Linked DNA regions of Homo sapiens: region 1 is linked to region 2. The links are chromatin loops, found by intact Hi-C in ENCODE. Cell type or tissue: heart right ventricle. All regions are shown on one strand. Each heading gives the region's core, and the rest is flanking DNA. Links, peaks and the distances in the headings are about the cores only. Region 1 holds the start of GPR162 (G protein-coupled receptor 162). Region 2 overlaps LAG3 (lymphocyte activating 3).

Region 1 (7,465 bases), core at 1,574-4,073, 47 kb before region 2:
GAAATAATGAGGGAGGCCGAGAGAGAGAGAGAGAGAGAAGATGGGGCTGAGACCCGATGGTGGGAGAGGCCCATGTGAAAAGATGGAGAGAGAAGAGTGCTGAGTGGACAAAGCTGGTCTAGTGTGGAATAAGAGGGAGAAACTGGGAGGAGGAGGGCAAAAGGCGGGAACTGGAGCAGGCCTGGGCATCCATGAAGGATGACTTCAGCCCCAGCGGTGACTTCAGCCCCTGAGGTCTGGGGGTAACTACTGGGGCTGTGTTCCCTCCACACACACGCTTCTGGGTCCAGAAAAAGGAGTGTGGACGCCGATCCCCCCCTCGCCCCCCCCCACCCCCCCACACTCATCCACCCCTGCACTCCCACCCCCCCACACTCATCCACCCCTGCACTCCCACCCCCCCCACACACTCATCCACCCCTGCACTCCCCCACACACACACTCATCCACCCCTGCACTCCCACCCCCGCCCACACACACACTCATCCACCCCTGCACTCCTTTGGAGAAAGAGCTTTAAAATGCAGCAAGGAGGAGGTGTCCAGGCCCGGGACACTGCATCAGCCCCAAAACCTTTCCTGCCCATAAAGTGAGCCCCTGCATGGATTTGAGGTTAGAAGGAGAGTTGGGCACTGGGGCTGGAGCCACGCTCTAAAACCACCTCAACAAATCTGAACAGAGATCCTTCATACCCCAACCAACGAAGATGTGTGTCCTCAAGCCCCGCCCCCAGCAGGATATGCTCCTCCCAGCCTTCCCTGTGCGAGGCTGCCTGGTGGAGCATGTGATCATTTCTCCATGTGTCCTTCTGTGCCTCTGTCTGCTGCCCCTGCTCTGTCGTGTCCCCTGTGAGCCACTCCACCCTCCAAGCCCCTTTCCACCGCAGTACACTGGACACTGAGGTTTCCATGGCAACACTTCAGACTTTAATACATATTGCTAGGGGTGATGGAAGCTGAGTAGGGCATCTGGTCACTTGGATGGGAGAGAGCAGGGCCTTCTGAGCCCCAAATCTAGCGCCCGTCTCCCCAGAGTCTGGAGGCAGCTGCCCTACTCTCGGCCAGAATGAGGTGTTACTCACTCAGGCTTTCTCCTCTGAGTTCAGCAGGCCTGCTTGGGCTCACAGGGTCAGCTGGGGAAAGATGGGGTTGCCTGGGCCCCAGGATCCTCCCCAAGCCCTTGCACTTTCTTCACCCCCCGTCAGGGAGCAGCGTCTCCCTGCGCTTAGTCCCAAAGGAAGTCCAACGGCTCTGCTCTCAGGGGACCCAAGGGAGAGTCGGCGGGGTGAGAGGCCCAGTGGCCGGGGCCGACGAGGAGAGTGCCCTGGTGAGGCAGTCGGAGAAGGCAGAGGTGTCTCATCGATGAAGGTGGTGATCTCCTCCCGGAAGAAGCCAGGACCCCGTGGGGGTCCCCCACCTGACCCCAGAACCCCACTCTCCAAGAATTGGCGAAGGCTGGCCAGCCCCCCACCTTCAGCCTCTTCCTCGTCCTCCTCGTCCTCCAACCTGTGTCTTTGTCCCAGGTACTCAGGAGGACCCCCGAGGGCCCGGCTCTGGGCTGGGAGGACCCGGATGTCATCAGAGGATGACCACTTGTGCAGGAAGGAGCCTGGTTCCCGAGGGGTAGAGAAGATGTTTGTCTCATCATGGGACAGACGCCGGGATAGGGGGACCTGGGAAGAGGAGCGGGTAAGACCTGAAGGTGCTGCAGGGACAGAGGCAGAGGCAGGAACCAAGTGGGGACTCCGGAAGATGGTGCCACCTTCTTAACCTTCAAAACGTTTGCTCCGGTGGGCAAACCTGGCCCCACGAGGTCTGAAGGGATGCCTCTCTTGCTATAGCTTTCTTTCACCCAGCTCTATGGTGCCCTGAAAGCCAGGGCTAGGGAAGAGGGGATTGGGGTGCCTAACAGACACTGGAGAAAAGTGATGAGCGGCACCAAGGGTAGGAGATGTATCCCCCAGTTCCATACCTGTAAGTAGTGGACTCTCTCAAGAGGAGGGAAGAGCATGTGCCTTCCAGGCAGCAGCTTCACCTGGGCGGGGTCCCGGCTCCCTGGTCCTGTGGCTCCGTTAGCATCAAAGCGAACTTTGCAAACTCGGCCCTCTGCATAGTCGTCACAGCCCCCATCTAGGAGAGAAAATGGGCAGAGTGGTTACAGGTAGGGAATGCCTACCGCGGCCTCCCACCACTGCCTTTATAAGCTCCCAGAGACCCCTTTAGTTCCCATTAGCATGTATGTTCCAAGAGGACAGTGAGAGTGGCTAGCATTTGCTGCGTTCAGTGCTAAATCCTGAGTGGAGTGCTTCATACATATAGATGAAGTTATTGAAACAATTGCCTGCACTCCCCCAAGAGCCGTCCCTATAGCTGGGGGGCCTCTCTCGGGAAGCTCAGGTTCCCCATAGTGCCAGAGCTGGGCAGTGTGGGTTTCTGGAGGGGAGCCTAGGCCCAGTGAAGGGAGCCCTGAGTGCTGCGGGAAGCAGTGAGTGGACAGCAGGGTGCCTGCTTAGGGAAAGGGGAGCCCAGGGTGGTGCAGATTCTGTCCAGTAGGGGGCACTCCAGGGCAGCCCATCCTCTGGCTGAGAAGGAGCGGCAGAAAAGGGAATAGACAGATGTCCAGGAAAGCCAAAGCCCAGCCCCTCCTCTGACCGTCATCTCCATCCTCCTCAGACATGATGGCCACGCATTGCTCCCACACTGTGCGCACGTCGGCGCGGTAGCGCTCGCAGGACCAGATGAAGGAGGGCAGCAGCAGCGTCTGTGCCATGGAGCACCACAGCACAGCCAGCACCATCCAGGGGGGCGCCGAGTCCGACTTGAGGGAGAAGAAGCTCACCACCTGGGGAAGGGTGGGAGCGGGCTGGGTCAGGGCCAGAGCTGAGGAGCCCACCTGAACCCCATATCCTAGTGCAGCTGGTGGGCAAGACGTCAGAAGTAATGCCTGATCCCTGTGCTCCAACAGAGGCGAAGCCGGAGGTGGAGATGGAGTGAACAGAGGGAAGGGACTGACTCAGAGGAAGGTCGGGGAGAGTGCTGGAGACAAAGCCCTGCGGTCAGGAGGGAGAGGAACAGAGGTGGACCAGGAACCGTAGAGACAGACAGGAACCCAGGAACAGTGACTAGATGGGGTGGTGGGGTGAGCCCTGTGGGATTTCCAGCCAAGAGTGCTCAGAGACCATGTGGCAGCCCGAGGGAAGGAGGGAATGGAGAGTGGAGCCCAGCGGCTGGATGAGAGGTCTGCGGCTGAACCGTGGAGCTGCAGGATGGATGACGGAGCTGGAGGACAGGTCGTGGAACTGAAGGACGGTGATGGAGCTGAGGAGTGGGAACTGAAGCAGATGCTGGAGCTGGGGTAAACAGGGTAGTGGGAACTAAAAGACAGATGATCAAGATGGGGGCCACAAATGGAGTGGGGGATGGACAGAGGAGAGGAAGATGGATGATGGAACTGGAGGAGAGATGACGGAGCTGCTGTATGGCTGATGAAGTTGGAGGTCAGGTGATGATGCTGGGGCCTGGATATTGGGGAGAACAGGTGGGGAGGACCCCGATCTCACCAAGATGGGCACCCCTGTGAGTGAGTCATAGAGAAAGACGATGGCGCTGACCAAGTTGGTGACCTGCAGGGATGTCTTGGCAGACTCCGAGCCATCCAGCGAGGACCGCCGCTTCCCTCGGGCATCCTCCACCACAATGGCTGGTACCTCAAAAGCTGGCCGGGTACCCAAGGCCCCTGGCCCACCCGCTTTGGTCCCCCCACCACCCCCCACTCTCCGGGCCTGCCGAGCCCTCCGGGGCCGGGCCCACAGTGTCTGGTAGAAGGTGATGGCCACACAGACCAGACCCATGACAATTCCCCCAAGTAGCAAGAGGCTGAAGCAAACGCCAAAGCCGAGGCCGATCTTGGAGACTATGAACTGGCAGCCGCGGGCATAGTAGCGCTCGCCGTTGTTGTGCCAGCCAATGGAGGGCAGTGTGGAGAGGATGAAGCTGACCATCCAGATGCCCATGACGGCATGCAGTGCCTGCTTCTTGGCGTTGCTGAGGCGGTAGTTGACGGGCCAGCGCACCATCCACATGCGATGGTAGGAGAGGGAGGCGACCGTGAAGCAGGTGGCCAGCGCCAGGGTGTAGTAGGTGGACACGAAGACCTTGCAGATACTCTCGTTCCAGTCATAGTCGGAGGAAGCCTGACGACGCAGCTGCACCACGGCAAAGGTGGTGAGGGGCACAGCTGCCATGAGTATGTGTGTGCCCGCTAGGAAGCAGAGCAGCAGCTCCAGTGGCTTGTGCTTCTGCTGCTTGGCCGAGATGCTGAGGATGATCCAGGCATTGGCCAGCAGCGCCAGGAGCCCACAGGCCAGCCAGGACAATGCGTTGGAGCGCAGGGAGGCCTCCTCTGCCCCCGCCCCGCCCCGAGCCATCCTATCCTCAGCCCCCCACCCCCTTGAGCTCTGTGGGGGTGGGGGCTAGGTCTCACCCAGGAGCCCCACTCACAAACACTCCCATGATCCCCACAATCCTCGCCCTGTCAGCAGGCAGGCTGCCCCCAGGCTCACCCCAGTGCTCAGCATTGCATGATGGACCCAGCTGAGGGCAGATGTAGAGGGCAGGGGAGGAGACTGAGGGTCAGCAGAGGCAATCCTCAGCTTTCATACTGGGCGGGGCCTTCCTTAAGCATCCCTGCAATTGATGGGGCAGGCAAGCTGGCTACTTTCCCAACTATGAGGCTGGCTGGGGGGTTCTGGTCCCCATGCTGGGACTTCCAGGTCTCTTTTGCCTCTGGTTCTTGACCAGTCAGGAATCTTCTGGATGCCCCAGGGATTTGGGGGTGGGGCTCAGCCCCCTGGACAGGCTGCAAGGGAAAGATGAGATGTGGGAGGGAGAGGGCAAAGGTAGGGCCTGGGCTGGTCTCCAATCAGCCTCCTGTGCCCCCTTTCTTGAAACTATAGGCATGACTGATTACTAAGGCCCTGAGGGTCATTCAGAACATTCCTTTGCCTTAACTCTGACAGCTAAACACCCCACACAGATGAGAGCCGCACTCTTCCAGACCTCTAGGGAAGAAGGTATTCCCACCTCCCTGTCTCCTTTAGCCCTTCCTCCTCCCGCTGGAACTCCCAGGTTCCTTCTTAGAACATCCCCTGCTCAGCACTACTCCACCCCTATCTTCAAGTCCCTAAATGTCTCTTCAGAACTACTGATGGGAGACACAAGACTGGTTTCCTCTTGAGGGTTCACAGTGAACTGGGATATGGCATCACAGCCTTCCTCCCCTACCTGCCGGTCTCCTGGATGCAGGGGTCTTGGTGCTTAGCCCCTACTTCCCCAAACCTGGGTGATCACCCTCCAGCTACCCATATCTGGGAAAATGGGAGAAAGGAGTCTGGGACCGAAGGGGGTGCTAGGGAACCTGAAGGCGGGGAAACCGCTGACATCAGAAGCATCCAGAAATGGAAAGAGGGGGAACTAGGGAGAAGGAGGAGAGTTTGAGCAGAAGAGAAAGAGGGGGCAAAGTGGTAGTATCTGAAAATAGCAGGAAAAGCTCAAACCCCCTGGAGAGGAGGCTTTGGAGGGAGGAGGGACTGGAGGAGGGAGGGAGGGAGGGAGCAGGGAATAGGAGGCTGAGAAGAAAAGCCAAATGTTCAATAAGGTGCTGACTCCCCGTGGGGAGACCTTGACTCTTCCTCCCTGGCCCAGAGCCTCAGTTTCCCTCTCATGGGAGGAAGGATGGTCCCAGTTTTAGTGCGTGATGCTGAGCTTCAGTGAGCCCTGGGAAGGGGGGTAAGGGAATCGGGTGAAACCCTGAACAGAGTGGGGCTGTAAGGAAGCACATAATGGCTTTAGGGTAAGTGGGGTAAAAATGGGGCACAGCAGTGAAAGGGTCTGTTTCCCATGGAAGCAGCTCAGACCCTTGCTTTCCCCAAGAGGTCCTGGTCCACCCCCACCCTTGGCTTCCCTCCGGAGCCCAGTACACCCTAGTTGCCATGGCAATGGCCAGCCAGAGGGAGGTGGAGGGACTTGGCCAAGAGCAGCCCCCAGTGTCCTCTCCTACAGCCCTGGACCCCTTCCCACCCACCTCCACCCAGGCCCAGCTGGTGGGCTCAGGATGAAAGAGATAGGGAGTCAGAGAGGGAAGGAGGCAGGAAAGATGTGAAGGACAGAGAGAGGGAGGTGAAGGACAGGGAGAGATCAGAGGAAGGTGGGAAGGGGGATCTGGGAGGTTCCCTGGCCGACGGGGTCCCTCGCCCTTTGGGGTGAAGGGGTAAGGTCAGGCGGCTCCTCCCTCCTGTCCCCCTCCAGGTTCTCCAGGGCAGAAACAGCAGGTGGCTGGGGAGGAGGGGCCGGCCTAGGGGAGAGGAGGCAGCTTGAGGGGGAAAGGGAGGCAACACAGGGGACGGGGCAGGCAGGGGTCGTCTTACCTCTCTCCGGCTGCGCCCAGCACTGCCATGGAGACCGCACTCCCGACGCGGCTCTCTCGGGCTCCCGCTGCCTGCCGGCTCCAGCTCGCCCGCCCTCCTCCCTCCTTCCCTCTCTCCCTCCCTCCCTTCCCCCGGGCCTCCCTCCTCCCCCTCAGTCCCGGCCTCCCAGGCTCAGCCCACGGCTCACTCGGTCTCTGCCCCTCTCACTCTCCAGGACCCTCTCTCCCGGGGTCGTCCTGCCAGTGAGCCCAGGCCAGAGGGAAGGCAGGACAGCTTTGTGGGGGGCGGGGGGGGGCGGGAAACGAGTGCAGGGTGGGGAACTGGACGGTGGTGACTCGGGGAGGAGGGGCAAGGAAGGCGCTGAGAGGGAGGGCGGTGAGGAGGATGGCTGGGAACCGGCTTCATTGGTGAAATGGTTCATGTCCTGCCCCCACCCCTTCCCGTTTTCAACACGAACACAAGCTCCAAGAGGCAGCTGGTGTTGTTGGGGACTGAGGAGCTAGCTGTTCGGGGAGGAGGAAGCGTGTGTCACTGTGTGTATCTGTGTGAGGGCTGGGCCTTGGGTTTGGGAGTGAGGGGGCTTGTGGTGCACACTGGGGCTGCTTGTGGAGTTGGGGGTGGTTGTGCACAAGCTAAAAGGATGTGGGCGCATGCATGCACACAGACACACACACTCTGCCTCCTCCTCCTGGAACACAAACACATATGTTGGGGATACAATTTGCACACACATGTTACAGTTTCTCATAGTCCTTTTTCTCTGCCACACACATACACCAGGAGAGCTCACACAACCCTGAGTCTCTCCCCCACGGTATATCACACACATGTAATTACAGAGTCTCAGCCTCACACACACACAGGCCCACACAGAGCCCTGTGGGTTGTGGAGGTGGGTAGCCAGCCTCCACAGAATTTTTCCCTCTCCAGGGAAACTTCATCTCCTTCCTGGGGCACGCCCAGCAACCTCTCCTCTGGGTCCGACCCCAAAGACCAGAAGATTCCTGGTCCCCAGAGAAGGGGTCTCTCTCTCTCTCTCTC
Region 2 (14,576 bases), core at 11,642-14,141:
CTCAGCTTCCCAAGTAGCTGGAACCACAGGCACACACTACCATGCCCAGCTAACTTTTGTGGGGTTTGTAGAGATGGGGGTTTCACCATGTTGCCCAGGCTGGTCTCAAACTCCCAGGTTCAAGCCATCCTCCTGCCTCGGCCTCTCAAAGGGCTGGGATTACTGGTGTGGGCCACCACGCCCGGCCCATCACAGGTATTTCATTCAACAAACATTTATTGAGTGTCTAAAATGTGCAAGACTGGCCCAGTATGGTGGCTCACGTCTGTAATGCCAGCACTTTGGGAGGCCAAGGCGGGCGGATCATTTGAGGCCAGGAGTTTGAGGCCAGCCTGTCCAACATAGTGAAACCTGGTCTCTACTAAAAATACAAAAAGTAGCCGGGCGTGGTGTTGGGCTCCTGTAATCCCAGCTACTCAAGAGGCTGAGGCAGGAGAATCGCTTGAACCCAGGAGGTGGAGGCTGCAGTGAGTGGAGATCACGTCATTGCACTCCAGCCTGGGCAAGAGAGCGAGACTCCGTCTCAAAAATAATAATAAAAAATAAAACGTGCAAGACAATTGGTCTAGCCAATTGCCCTCAGCACCACCCCGCCATTACGGCCAGGGTCAGAGCCTAGGGCTGCCCCCAAGCTCTGTCTAGCACCAGTGGTGGGAGGAGTTTTTATCTAGATATAGACCTCTCCTATGTAAGTGCTCCCACATTGAAAGAGGGAAATCATCTCCCGAGTGTCTCTAACGCTGTCCTCAGGGGCTCTTTCATCTGACTTTGAGGGCGGCGGCCATTTTGTATCAGCCTACAGCATCTGATACAGCACAAGGAATTATTGGTCAAAATGTGAAGTAGCAGTGACTTCCCCCATCAGGCCCTGCTCTTAGCCTTGCCCCGATAAAAATGTCCACCACAAGAGCAGGGCATTCAGGAAGCACTATCCCACTCAGAGTGAAATCTTTGAATTATTGAGAACAGGGCCTTTCCGTTTTGAGGGATCAGAACGTACCCCAGGAAACCTCTCTCCCAGAAGAAGCCTATGAGGGGAAAGCAGAGGACACTGGGGATAGCACGGCTTCAAGGCCATGAGGTCTCAGGGGCTGGAAAGGTCTGAGGGCGGAAAGGCTGAGATGGCACAGGGCTTCCCTTCAGGAGGGACAGTGAGTCCTCACTCTCCCTCACACCCTGCCAGGCCCAGGAGGGGCTGCACATCCTTCTGTAACTCTCCCGGCCTCATGAGACCCCTACCACCAATTCTTTTCGAATCCGTTTCTTAAATGACATATTTATCTAAAGATATGTATCTGCAACTTTTAGGGCAATTCATACGCAAAAGCTCAGTTTCAACACTTTCTGAGAATTTTAGCTTTCCTATTTCATGAATCATTTTAAAGCTAACTAGAGTAGAAGTGCCTTTAGACATTGTTCAAAAATCTTAAAAGAGCAAAGAAGCAGACAAAAATTTAAAAATACACACAGAAACACAAAAGGTAGTTAAAAGAGACTATTACATAGATCATGCGACTTATGAAATGCTGCAAGTATGATATTTGGTGTCAATTTTTGGAGATTGTCCCGTTAAGGAAAATTGGTTTTGCAAGAATTTTCTCTAGACTAGATTCCACTTCTTTTGCTCTTTTTCTTGTTTTTATGTTTTTCCTCATCATTTCTTTTTTATAGGTTTCCTCCCACCTTATATTTATTTATTCTTTCTAATTTTTTCCCTCCCCTTCTTCACTCTTTTTCTCCTCTTTTCCCCTCTTCCAGTCTTCTCCCCTCAACTGCCCACGACTAGTTGCCTTCCACGCCTTTCCCAGCCTGGGATAGTCTCCAGTCTTCACTCCCTCTCTGATCTTGCTATTTAGGTCACTACTCCTCTAAGGAGCACCCATTGCTCTGGACACTGAGCTGTGCACGCTGGGGCTGCAGAGAGGAGTCTAGCACAGTCTCTGACCTCTGGAAGCTCACAGTTCCAGTGGGAAATCGCTGCTCATGACCAGTTCCAAGAGAAATGCAAGAGAAGGTGGCCAGAGCTGTGGGCAGACAACTGGGCAGAGCACATTCCTGTGCATCTGCCCCACGTTCCCCTCCCTCTCAGCTCCGGGGAAGGAAGCCGAGTCTGACCACCTTACCTCTGGGCTTGCGTCTTTCTTGCCCGCTGCTTCTCAAACAGGCGTATCTGTGTGAGGACTTGGAGCTCTGCAACCAGGAGCCCAGTGGGGAGGGTGCTTTGTTCCTTCTGCAGAGTCGTGCTTAAATGAAGAGAGACAGGAAGCCCGATGGCAAGGCTCCTCCACACCCTAGGCCTGGGCCGGCCCCAAACGTCACCAGCTGGAGCTGGGTTCCCCACCCCCCAGGCTCTCAGGGAACATGTCAAAGTGAAAATGCCAAAGTCAAGGGAAAAAGTTAAGCAGAATCAGGCTTAAATCAGGAGTCAAACTGTCACTGCCACTGTTAAGCGGCAAGAAAAAGATGGCAAGAAAGATTCCATTAGTGGTAGCGCCATGTCTGACCAGGCTGTGGGGAAAGAAGTGGGAGGCAGTTGGGGGCATATGGGAACAGCAGTGGTAAGCCCACAAACAGCTCCTTGCTCTGGGGCCCTGAGGGCATGTGTCCAGTGGGTGCCCCAGGGGTATCTGTGGAGGCTTTATAGGTGGCCCAGTGTGGAAGAGAGGGCGTGGGCTGAGCAGAGAATATCTGAGACACCAGGAGTGACTGTTAACCAGGCTCTGTTCCTCTAGGCGTCTCTGGCCAGGCCTCAGGTGCTTTCCTCTAGCCCGAATCTACCATGAACTCTCTATGTGAGTATCCGTCTGCCCATTGGACATCTCCACTGGGAAGCTCACCGGACATAGCAAACTCAACACACATCCCCAACTATGCATACCACCTGCATACTACCACCCTCCAAACCTGCTTCTCCAGGCTTCTCACTCAGTGAGGGGCTCACCATCCACCAACTTGCCCAAGCAAAATAAATTGGGTGTAATCTTTGACACCCCCTTCACCCAACTTCTCCCACGTATTTATTTACCAGTTCCTGTGGATGTTACCTTCTAAATGGCTCCAAAATCTACCCAAGTCACTCTGCACTACCACTACTGCCACCATGCCAATCCAAGATGCCAATATCATCCCTTGCTCGGACAACAGCTCCTGCCTCCTCACTGGTCGCCATTCTCCATACCACAGCCCAAGTGATCATTTAAAGATGCACATGTGAGTGTGCGTTTTCCAGTCTGAAAAAAGTGGGGCTGGGAGTGGTGGCTCATGCCTATAATCCCAGCATTTTAGGAGGCCGAGGTGGGGGGATCGCTTGAGCCCAGGAAGTTGAGGCTGCAGTGAACCGTGATTGCACCACTGCACTCTAGCCTGAGTGACAGAGTGAGAACCTGTCTTGAAAAGAAGAAAAGAAAAGAAAAGAAAAGAAAACTCTAGTTCAGCTTGCGACTCCAACAATTAACACAAGTACCCCTATTTGACAGCATTGTACTTCATCTGTAGCATATAGTACTGTGTGCTACTTCTCATTTCATGACACACCGTACTCAAGGGTTGAGATTTAATAAAATTAGTATTTACTGCTTCATTAAAGGCATTCTATATATATATATATATATATTTTTTTTTTTTTTTTTTTTTGAGAGGGAGTCTCACTCTGTTGCCCAGGCTAGAGTGCAGTGGCGTGATCTTGGCTCACTGCAACCTCTGCCTCCCGGGTTCAAGCAATTCTCCTGCCTCAGCCTCCCAAGTAGCTGGGGCTACAGGCATGCGCCACAATGCCCAGCTAATTTTTGTATCTTTAGTAGAGATGGGGTTTCACCATGTTGCCCAGGATGGTCTTGATCTCTCTTTTTTTTTTTTTTTTTTTTGAGACAGAGTCTTGCTTTGTCATCCAGGCTGAAGTGCAGCAGCATGATTTCGGCTTACTACAACCTCCGCCTCCTGGATTCAAGCCATTCTCCTGCCTCAGCCTCCCGAGTAGCTGGGATTACAGGCACCCGCCAACATGCCTGGCTAATTTTTGTATTTTTGTAGAGACAGGGTTTCACTCGTTGGCCAGGCTGGTCTTGAACTCCTGACCTCAGGTGATCCTGATCTGCCCGCTTCGGCCTCCCAAAGTGCTGGGATTACAGGCACGAGCCACTGCGCCCGGCCTCATTAAGGGCATTCTTAAGTAAAAGTGGCATTAATTTTTTTTCTTTTTTTACTGTAAGTACCTGGCAGTGAAGAATGCAATGACTATCATATGGTTTGGCACCACTGCCTTCATTTATGCTAAGGCAGCAGTTTTATCCAGATTGTTTTTGCAACATTATTGCAATGTCAACATAGTGACAAAGGAAAATAACATCCTGTATTTTTTTATGAAAATAGCTTGACCTTGAAGATCCCCTGAAAGGGTCTCAGGGACTCCCAAGGGTCTGCAGGCCACACTTCACTCTGAGAACCACTGATCTAGGTAATTTTTATTCATTCTTCAGATCTCAGCTATCGCTTTAGCTGTCCCCAAAGTCTATTTTCTCCTTCTTGGTAATAGAACCCTCAATTTTTAGCTGAGCTCTTAGCTACCCAGATTTAAAATATACTTCCCAGCCTCCCTCACAGCTGGATGTGTCCAAGTGACTCAATTTTGGTTAATAGATAGAAGTGAAAGTATTAGGTGCAACCTCAGAGTTGCTCCTCAAAGTGGGGAAAATGTATCCTCCTCAGGCCTTCTTCCTTCAGACTAGAAAGCAAACACCCTCCCTATTGTTCACAGCCAGTCTGCTTTTCTCATTTACATTACCTGGCAGGCTCTGGTAGGCATTGATGTTTTGAGCCCTGCTCCATTCATTCATGTACGTAGTTAAGCGTGTACCAGCCCAAGGCACTCTGCTAGGTAGCTGGGGATGTGATGTTGAAGAAGACAGATATGGTCACCACTCCAGCTTATGACATAGACACTAAACAACGAACAACTTCATTACAATTCGACAAGCGCTACAAAGGAAAAAGCACAAGGTGCTGGGAGATCTTATCACAAAAGAACCTTCTTTCAACTGGGAGAATTGTCTATCGGTAAGCACTGGGTTCTGCTACAAGCAAAAGAAAACCCAAAATAATAGAGGCTTCAACAAGATTGAAGTTATTTTTCACATGTAGGAAGTGTGGAGGTGGGTGGTGCAGAAGAGAGGGAGCAGCACGCCGTCCTCCAGGGCCAAGATTGGGGCTGTTTATATTTTGTTGCTCTACCATTCTCCTGCACAGGACTTCCTCCCCAGAGTCTCAGAGGATACTCAGGTTCCTCAGTTGAAATCAGTTTTCCTTGTGATAAGATCTCCCAGTCCCCTGTGCTTCTCCCTTCGTAGCAATTTTCCAGTTGCAATGAAGTTATTTGCTGCTTAGTGTCTAGCTCACAGGCCAGAGCGGTGACCGTGTCTGTCTTAGTTAGCACTATGTTCCCAGCACCCTCACAGATGCCTTGGCCCTGGAAGACCCTTAATGCTTGTTTAATATTTTCCTAATATATTAAATTTTATTGATATTAAATTTATTGCGGTAAAATACACGCAACATAAGATTTTCCATTTTAAGCTTTTTTTTTTTTTTTTTCCAAGACGGAGTCTTACTCTGTCCCCCAGGCTGGAGTGCAGTGGCACAATCTAGGTTCACTGCAACCTCCACCTCCTGGGTTCAAGCGATTCTCCAGCCTCAGCCTCCCGAGTAGCTGGGACTACAGGTGCCCGCCACCACGCCTGGCTAATTTTTGTATTTTTAGTAAAGACGGGGTTTCACCATGTTGGCCAGGCTGGTCTCGAATTCCTGACCTCAAGTGATCTGCTCACCTTGGCCTCCCAAAGTGTTGGGATTACAGGTGTGAGTCACCACACCCGGCCATTTTAGGCATTTTTTAATGTACTGCTCTGTGGGACTGAGTACACTCACATGGTTGTGTAACCATCTAGAAATTTTTCATCTTCCCCAAATGAAACTCTGTACCCATTAAATACTGACTCCTCATTCTAACTCCCTGCAACTCCTGGCTATTGAATAATATTTTTTTTTCTTTTTTCTTTTCTTTTTTTTTTGGAAACAGAGTCTTGCTCTGTCGCCGAGGCTCGAGTGCAGTGGTGTGATCTCGGCTCACTGCAACCTCCGCCTCCCAGGTTCAAGCGAATCTCCTGCCTCAGACTCCCGAGTATCTGGGATTACAGGCGTGCGCCACCAAGCCTGGCTAATTTTTGTATTTTTAGTACAGACAGGGTTTCACCATGTTGGCCAGGCTGGTCTCGAACTCCTGACCTCAAGTGATTCTCCTGCCTCTGCCTCCCAAAGTGCTGGGATTATAGGCGTGAGCCACTGCACCAGGCCAAATAATTTTTGAATGGATAAATAGAGAAGTATGGACAAGAGCAGGAGAGCAGGGCTACAAATGTAAATGCTTACAGGAGCCCCCTAGGTAGTGCAAATGAGAAAGGTACACTGGTGGTGACCAAAAGGGAAGGGTAGGGACTGGGGGAAACCAGAGAGTACTTGCCTCAGCTAGTTAAGGGCAGCCATTCCCTGCATAGCTGTCTGAGTTGACCGTAGAGGCTATACTGGCATGTGAGCCTAGAGTTGCCTGCTCTGCCAAAATTTCTAGAGAAGGTGAAAACCAGACATTTATGTAATACCTCCTGATTTTAATATTGGTAACAAATTTTTTCAACTTGTCGTGACACTGGGTAGAGCAAACAGAGCATTCCAAGGGCTGGCTCTAGCTTTGGGCCCACCGGTTTGCAGATTCCAGACCCGATGGACGGTGTGAGAACTTGCAGCTCTGTGAGTCTGTGGCCTGGAAGTCAACGGTCCTGAGAACCTGGCTCTCTCTCTGGGGTTTCCAAACAGGAAAAGAAAAAAGGAAGAGAGAGGGTGAGTTTATAGTAAACATTTGGCATTGTTGTGTGCTTTATGTGGTTGTATCTTTTATTTAATCCTCATGAGAGTGATAAGACATAGGTATTATTGTCCAGGCCATACAGATGAGGAAACTGAGGCTTGAAGAGTTTTTTGTTTTCTTAGACAAGGTCTCGTTCTGTCACCCAGGCTGCAGTGCAGTGGCACGGTCACAGCTCACTGCAGCCTCAACCTCCAGGGCTCAATCTATCCTCCCGCCTTAGCCTCTCAAGTAGCTGGAACTACAGGCATGTGCCACTGTACCCAGCTAAATTTTTTTTTCCCCTAGAGATGGGGTTTTGCTATGCTTCCCAGGCTGATCTCAAACTCCTAGGTTCAAGCAATCCACCCACCTCAGCCTCCCAAAGTGCTGGGATTACAGGCATGAGTCACACTGTGCCTAGCCGAAGAGTTTCAGTTGTCAAAGGTCTCAGAGCTAGTAACCACAGCTGGTGGAACCGGGATTTGAATTCACCCGCTTGGACCCCAGTTTCTGGGTGGTCCCCCTCATTGCACTGCCTCTCCTCTGCATTAAGAAGGTCCAGGACCAGGCATGGTGGCTCGTGCCTGTAATCCCAGCACTTTGGGAGGCCGAGGCGGGCGGATTGTGATGTCAGGAGATCCAGACCATCCCGGCTAACACGGTGAAACCCCATCTCTACTAAAAATACAAAAACAAAAACAAAAACAAACAAACCAAAAAAAGAAGGTCCAGGCGGGGCGTGGTGCCGAGTGCCTGTAGTCTCAGCTACTCAGGAGGCTGAAGCAAGAGGATGCCTTGAGCCCAGGAGTTCTGGGCTGTAGTGCACTATGCAGATCAGGTGTCTGCACTGAGTTCAGCTTCAGCGTGGTGACCTCCCGGGAGTGGGGAACCACCAGATTGCCTGAGGAGGGGTGAGCCAGCCCAGGCCGGACACACAATGGGTCACAATTTCCATGCTACCCATGCTAATCAGCAGTGGGATCGGGCCTGTAAATAGCCACTGCGCACCAGCCTGGGCAACATAACGAGAACCCACCTCTAAAAAAAAAATAAAAAATAAAAAAAGAAGAAGAAAGGCCAGGATGACAGCTAAGAGAAGTCTTCTCCCTTAGCAGTGGAGGGAGGTATGAGGCCCACTGCCTCACCTGGAGCTTCTGAGGCTCAGCAGTGCCATGGTCCTCACATCTCTAGAGTGGTTTTCCATTTTCCAAGCACTTTCACATTCATTTGTACATGCCAGACCTTTTTGGTAGGTGTTGCTGTTACTATCCTTACTTTACAGAAGAAGAAATGGAAGTCAAGCTGTCTGCCCCCATCACATGTCTGAAAGCATGGAACAGGGGGAGTTCCAGAGGCTATTTTTGCTGCATGTATCCTGCCTCTCTAGGCTGTAGAACGGGAGGAGGCCAAGCCAGGGGAAGGAGTGATGGGGAAGAGAGAGAAGCCGGTGTCAGAGGCTACAGACAGAGTGCTGGAGACTGGATGATCTGAGAGGCCTAGGGCAGCCAGGGTTGCAGGAAAGTTGAAAGCCCCAGGTGCAACTCTGCGGTGGCCTCCTTACCAGAAGTATCTTTGGCAGCACTGACGCCCTCTGCAAAGGGGGCTGGGGGCAGGGTTTGAGGATGGGGAGCAGGGGAGGGGTCTTTGGGGCTGTTCTCTGGGAAGCAAAGTCTAGGAGCATCGATGCCATCTCTACCCCATCCACATTTCCCCTGGCTCCAGGACCACTTTTTGCCACTCTCAGAGGGTGGTTCTGGGCCTCCCCTACCCCACGGGAAGTTTGAGTAGGCACGTTTCAGAGCTCAGCCCGGGCTCAGACAGCTGACACCTGCAGCCCCTTGGAGAAACTGTCAGCCACAGAGTGGAGCAGATAGAACCGACCCCACCCCAAAGCAATTCCCTTCAAAGGAAGAACCCCACCCTGGGGTGGGCCTGTGCGGGGGACCCTAAGCTCCTTGATCTCCTCCTTTGAAGGAGGGATAGCAGCAGGGGCTCAGGCCTGAACCCTAACATCTCTACCTGGTAGGGGAGGTGGGCAGGGAAATTTCTGGGCCTGCAGAGGCTCCTCCTCTGCACTATGGAGCTGAGAAGACCACGTCAGGGGTAGGGGAACCGCTGGCAAACCCGACTCCAAGGCTGAATGTGCACAGTATGGCCTCCTACCTCACACACTCGACTTGCCAAGGCCCTGGACCTCACTTGGCTTCCAGAACTTCTGGAGAGTGGACAAGAGAAGAGGGCTGGGGATGGAGATGCTCAGAGACGTCCCTTCCCGTCTCTTGGCCTATCTCTGTTTCAGGCACTGCTCCCCACTCTGACAGCCAGGCTGCAAGATGGCCCCCAGTGACTCCTGTCTCCCTCAGTTCACACCCTTGCATTGCCCCCTCCTGCTTGCACCAGGTTGGTCTCTGTGATCAATAGAATAGGGCAGAAATTATGGCACGTTGCTTTCAAGATCAAATCTAATCTTGAAATAAAGATGTGGTAGCTTTTGTCTTTTCCACGCTGTCCCTCTGGGGGAAGCCAGTTGCTGTGTCGTGTTGTGAGAGGCCCCATAAAGACACCCACACAGGGAGGAGTTAAGGCCTCTGGCCGACAGCCTCCCGAGTGAGCTGTCTTGGAGGCAGAATCTCCAGCCCCATCCCAGCCTTCAGATGGCTCCAGACCTGACCCTCACCTCAGCAGCAACCTCATGAGCAACCCTGTGCCAGAACTACTCAGCAAGACTGCTCCTGGATTCCTCGTTGTGTGAGATAATGTTTATTATTATTGTTATTATTCTTTTTAGACACAGGATCTCACCCTGTCACCCAAGCTGGAGTGAAATAGCACAATCATGGCTCACTACAGCCTGGAAATCCTAGCCTCCAGTGATTCTTCTCCCTCAGCCTCCTGAATAACTAGGACCACAGGTGCATGCCACCGTGCCCAGCTCATTTTTAAATTCAAAAAGAAAAAAAAATGGTAGGCTGGGTGTGGTGGTTCACGCCTGTAATCCCAGCACTTTGGGAGGCCGAGGCAGGCGGATCACGAGGTCAGGAGATCCAGACCCATCCTAGCTAACACAGTGAAACCCCGTCTCTACTAAAAACACAGAAAGTTAGCCGGGCGTGGTGGCTGGCGCCTGTAGTCCCAGCTACTCCAGAGGCTGAGGCAGGAGAATTGCTTGAACCCGAGAGGCGGAGCTTGCAGTGAGCCGAGATGGCACCAAACTGCACTCCAGCCTGGGCGACAAAAGCAAAACTCTGTCTCAAAAATAATTTATTAATTATTAATTAAAATACAAAAATTCAAAAATTAGCAGGGTGTGGTGGTATGCACCTGTAGTCCCAGCTACTTGGGAGGCTGAGGCAGGAGAATCGCTTGAGCCCGGGAGATGGAGGTTGCAGTGAGCCGAGATCAAGCCACTGCACTCCAGCCTGGGTGACAGAGTGAGACTCTGTCTCAAAAAAAAAAAAAAAGTAGAAGTGTGATCTCACTAAGTCACCCAGGCTGGTCTCACACTCCCGGCCTCAAGCAATCCTCCTGCCTCAGTCTCCCAAAGTGTTGGGATTACCAGTGTGAGCCACCACACCCAGCTTATTATTTTAAATTACTAAGTTTTAGGGTAATTTGTTTGTTATACGCCAATAGGTAACTCACGCACCCCCCTTCCTTCTTAACAAGGAGCTGAGATGATTCCCACCCACCCACCCACTGAAGCTCCCTGAGCTCGTGGCCTCCTGATGCTCCTTCCCCTCCAGGACCGCAGCCTGGAACACTGGTTTACAGATCAACCTGGAGAAGCCAAATGAATTAACCAAGCTCCCTAGGGGCCTTTGGAGGACAGGAAAAGGGCTGGAGATTATCCTGCCAGACGGAGAGTGGGGGGCTGTGGGAAGAGGAGTGGGAGCAGAATGTCACCCTGAGGAGAGACCCCACAGAGAAGCACTCACGGAATGCAGCCCATATGCCCTTTCTTCCTTCTGCCCTTTGCTCTTCTCTAAGGGGTAAAGGAAAAAGGAGGCCCTTCGTTCTGCCTCTGTCCCCTCCCTGTCCCCTTTATGAAAGAGCATGGGGAAGTCCCCGCATAGGCCTCAGTGAATCTTCGATGACTACTCTCATAAGCCCAAAGGGCATAGGATGTTAGCTAGTAAAAAGGAAAAATGCCACCCACAGAACTTTCCAGGAAACCCCTGCCCTATTAAAATATCAGGGCTTCCACTAAGGCTGTGGGGAGCAGGGTCCTGGGCTGGAGCTGAGGAGTCTCTGAGCAGCAGCGAAGGGTAGGAACGATGCTTTGGAGGCTTCTTGTTTTTTGTTTTTGAGACAGGATCTCACTCTGTCACCCAGGCTGGAGTATAGTGGCACGATTATGGCTCACTGCAGCCTCAACCTCCCAGGCTTAGGTGATCCTCCCACCTCAACCTCCCAAATAGCTGGGACCACAGGGGCGTACCAGCATGCCCAACTAACTTTTTTTTTTTTTTTTTAGAGATGAGGTCTCACTATACTGCCCAGGCTGGTCTCGAACTCCTGGGCTCAAGCAATCCTTCTGCCTCCGCCTCCCAAAGTGCTGAGATTACAGGCATAAGCCATGACACCTGGCCTGGAAGCTTCTAAAAGGACTTCAAGACTTCCTTTTGCAGTGTGATCATCTCTGGCAGGGCCAGAGCTTCCTCCTTCCTGTGCCAGTGTTTCTCTGCCAGTGACAAGGCAAGAGTCATCACCATCCTGAGGCTCAGAACCTCAGATTGCTGTAAATGGTTCATTGTTCAGGCTTCAGAGGGTCCCCCCTCTACCTAAGGCTCTGCACAGAACAAAGGTGTCACCTTCTTCATCGTCTGTCTCTAATGAGTGACTATTGTGTCTCTGCAGGGACATGTCCTCAGGTCTGTCTTTTTGTGTCTTTTTGCACACGGCACACAGACCCAGTGGGATGCCACTCACACATGCCACCATGCCCCTCCTGCTCCAGCAGTTTCACTCCCACTCACCCACTCGCTTTCAATATTTTGTTCTCCTGTATGGGGTTAAAGTCCCCTGACAGAGTCATCTGTGGCCAAAGTCCAGGGCCCCACACCTATTTGCAGGCAGAGGTCTCTGTCCCATGCCAGACTGGAGGATGCCATGTGCTGAGGCCGTGTTTGCTCTGCTGAGAGGACCATTGACATGGCCCAGGTGAATGCTCCAAGACAGACAGACAGAGCAGGGCGCAGGCCGACTTGGGTTCTTCAATATCATTCTTAGCATGACCAGAGCAGGCCTGCTTTCTCCTTCACTAATGGATAATCAGACAAGTACTCCACACACACAGAGCACTTCACAGTTTCCAAAGCCCTTTATTATCCAATATTCACAACAACCCATTTTGGTGGGTTATTATCATTATCCCATTTAATAGGTGAGGAAACTGAGGCTCAGGGAGATTGACTACAGTTACATCAGCAAAGCTGGAATGAGAAGCCGGGGCTCCCGACTCCCACAGCTGCAGCTGGCTGTTTTGCTCTACGCACAGGCCTTTGTTCACAGCCTTCCCCTTTGTCAGACATAGATTACACCCTTGAGAGGGCCAGCCAGGGCTGTATCTCCTGAGACATGCATTGTTCAGTCCCTCTCCTGAAGGGTGCATAGGACATGTGACAGTCACCGGGCACATACTCATATGCTGCACATAGAACGTGCATAATACAAAGGCGGTGCCTGCATTCACAGCAGTCTGTGCCCTGCCTTGTCCACTGCACTGCTCAACTCCTCAGGCCTGCCGCAGCCGGCCCAGTGACCTCCGTTGGGGTGTGACAAGCAGTGACCACTGGGTGGCAGTGTGTTCTCATGCCTGGGACCAGAAAAGCCTCCAAGGGCTGAGGAACGTGGGGGGTGGGGCAGAGGTAGGAGCCCCAGCCGGCTGCCCAGAGAGGTTTCCAGACCGGATCTCCTGGAAGACTTGACAAGGCAGTCCTCTGCGCGCCGCGCGTGTGTGTGTGTGTGTGTGTGTGTGCGTGTGCGCGCGCGCGTGTGTGTGCATGTGTGTGTGCACGTGCGCGCGAGCATATGTGCGCATCTGCTGCAGCCGGAGGGCCAAGGACAAGTGCTGAAGTGCAGCTGAGTGTGGGGTGGGGTGGACCCAAAGGACAAAAATATCAAGGAAACCAGGGCAGCCAGCGCACTGTGGGTGGAAGGTGGGTGGAAGGACGGAGGAGAGAGCTGCGGAGGCAAGGGGCAAGGGCTTTTTCGGGGGAGCTTCAGAGAAATGATTACCCAGGAGAGAGAAAGAGAGAGTGAGCGCAAGAGAGAGAGAGACCAAGAAAGAAACACGAAGCAGCCAGAAACAGAAAAGGGGAAGGTGAGGGAGGCTGGCTGGGGAAAGTAGGTTAGGAGGCTAGGGTGGGAGAAGGGAGCCCTCAGAGGCTGGGGAGAGACGGGAACCTTCACTTGGACAAGAAAGAGCCAGACTCAGGCTTGCTGCTGACAGGGAGTTTATTTGGACTGGGCTGCTGAGATCTGCTGGCTGCCTCAGCTCCAGGTCAGAGCTGCTCCGGCTCGGGCTCGGGCTCGGGCTCCGGTTCCGGCTCCGGCTCCGGCTCCGGTTCTTGCTCCAGCTCCTCTATCTTGCTCTGAGCCTGCGGAGGGTGAATCCCTTGCTCTAAGGCAGAAAATCGTCTTGGTCGCCACTGTGAGAAGAGATGGAGAGAGAGACGGAGGGCGGAAGGAGGAGAAGGATGAAGGGAAGCGGATGAGGAGGGACACTGAGTCCCTCTATTTTTTCTCAGCGCCCCTGCCCTCCCCATCTGGTCCTGGCTTTCTCCCAACCCCCCTTCCAGCCTACCCAGGCACAAGCCATCCCTGGAGTGAGAGGCTTATGAAGAAGGGGGGCTCTGAGGGCAAGTTCAGGGTCCCATTTGGTCACCTTCCTGAGGAAGGGGTGCCATCAGCACTCTGAGGATGGAAGAGCGGGAGCTGCTGGGGGGCGGGGTTGCCATGTCCCTGGCTCACCTGTCTTCTCCAAAGGTGAAAGCCAAAGGCTCCAGTCACCAAAAGGAGCAGAGAAAGGACACCAAGGATGAGAAACAGCAGGAGGTGGCCTGCTGGGAGGGCACCTGGGGCTCTCCCAGAGCGTTGGGCACCTATGGAGAAAGTACAGGATGAGGCATAGGGTCAGGACTAGAAAGGACACTTTGTCATTCTCTCAGACTTTACAGATGCAATGAGATCCAGAGAGTTTAAGGGACTTGTCCCAGGGTCATTCAGCTGATCAGTGGCGGAAACGGGTCAACCCTAGGCAAAAGCCAGAGATCAGGTCCCTGACTGGAAAGAAAAGCGCTGGGATGGGGGTGGCAGGGGCTGTTCTGGAAGGAGGATAAAGATTATTGCTGTGGCGTTTGGGTCCTGGCATTCTGGGGCCTCGGACCTGGGCTAGACAGCTCTGTGAAGTACACTGCTGCTCCAAGAAGCCTCTCCCCCTGGTACAGCTGGCATTGCCAAGGCTGGGAAAGGAGCTGGGCCTCCTGTGCCTCCAGCCAAGGTCCTGAGAAACTCCTCTGGGATGGGGTGTCCAGAGAGCTCCACACAAAGCGTTCTTGTCCAGATACTGGAGTCACCTCACAAAGCAGCTTCCCCAGGGATCCAGGTGACCCAAAGGATTTGGGAGTCACTGAAAAGAGTAGAAGGAAGAGATCTTTTGGGATTCTGCCCCCCTTACGTGATA

What was found. Hi-C counts contacts between places; a loop is a spot of excess contacts. Peaks named below come from ENCODE experiments on the same cell type or tissue, not always from the same donor. Only the 100,000 strongest peaks of a DNase experiment are listed, where the experiment ranks them.
Region 1: a loop joins it to region 2, with 2.6 times the contacts of the local background. A loop is called at or near these places in 38 of 110 quality-filtered maps.

What each region holds. Positions count from the first base shown.
Region 1 is chr12:6,820,860-6,828,324 of GRCh38, reverse strand. It overlaps GPR162 (G protein-coupled receptor 162), which reads right to left and starts at 6,504. Exons shown (of 5, transcript NM_019858.2): 1 at 6,425-6,504; 2 at 3,560-4,857; 3 at 2,652-2,841; 4 at 1,972-2,129; 5 at 904-1,672. The coding sequence starts at 4,426. The coding sequence ends at 1,121. RefSeq lists enhancers at 693-1,261, 6,521-7,465. In heart right ventricle, for the core only: CTCF peaks have their summits at 2,336 and 2,547 (motif pointing right); a DNase peak (open chromatin) is centred at 2,554; H3K4me3 peaks cover 424 bases.
Region 2 is chr12:6,777,210-6,791,785 of GRCh38, reverse strand. LAG3 (lymphocyte activating 3) reads right to left here. Exons shown (of 8, transcript NM_002286.6): 6 at 14,280-14,522; 7 at 13,865-13,995; 8 at 13,331-13,542. The coding sequence ends at 13,396. CD4 (CD4 molecule) reads right to left here and starts at 2,258. Exons shown (of 10, transcript NM_000616.5): 1 at 2,124-2,258. It also overlaps the pseudogene RN7SL380P. RefSeq lists enhancers at 2,352-2,401, 2,217-2,774, 12,170-12,821, 13,024-13,073, 12,822-13,472 and a silencer at 4,709-5,003. In heart right ventricle, for the core only: a CTCF peak has its summit at 12,684 (motif pointing right); DNase peaks (open chromatin) are centred at 12,715 and 13,424; H3K4me3 peaks cover 1,627 bases; H3K27ac peaks cover 2,492 bases.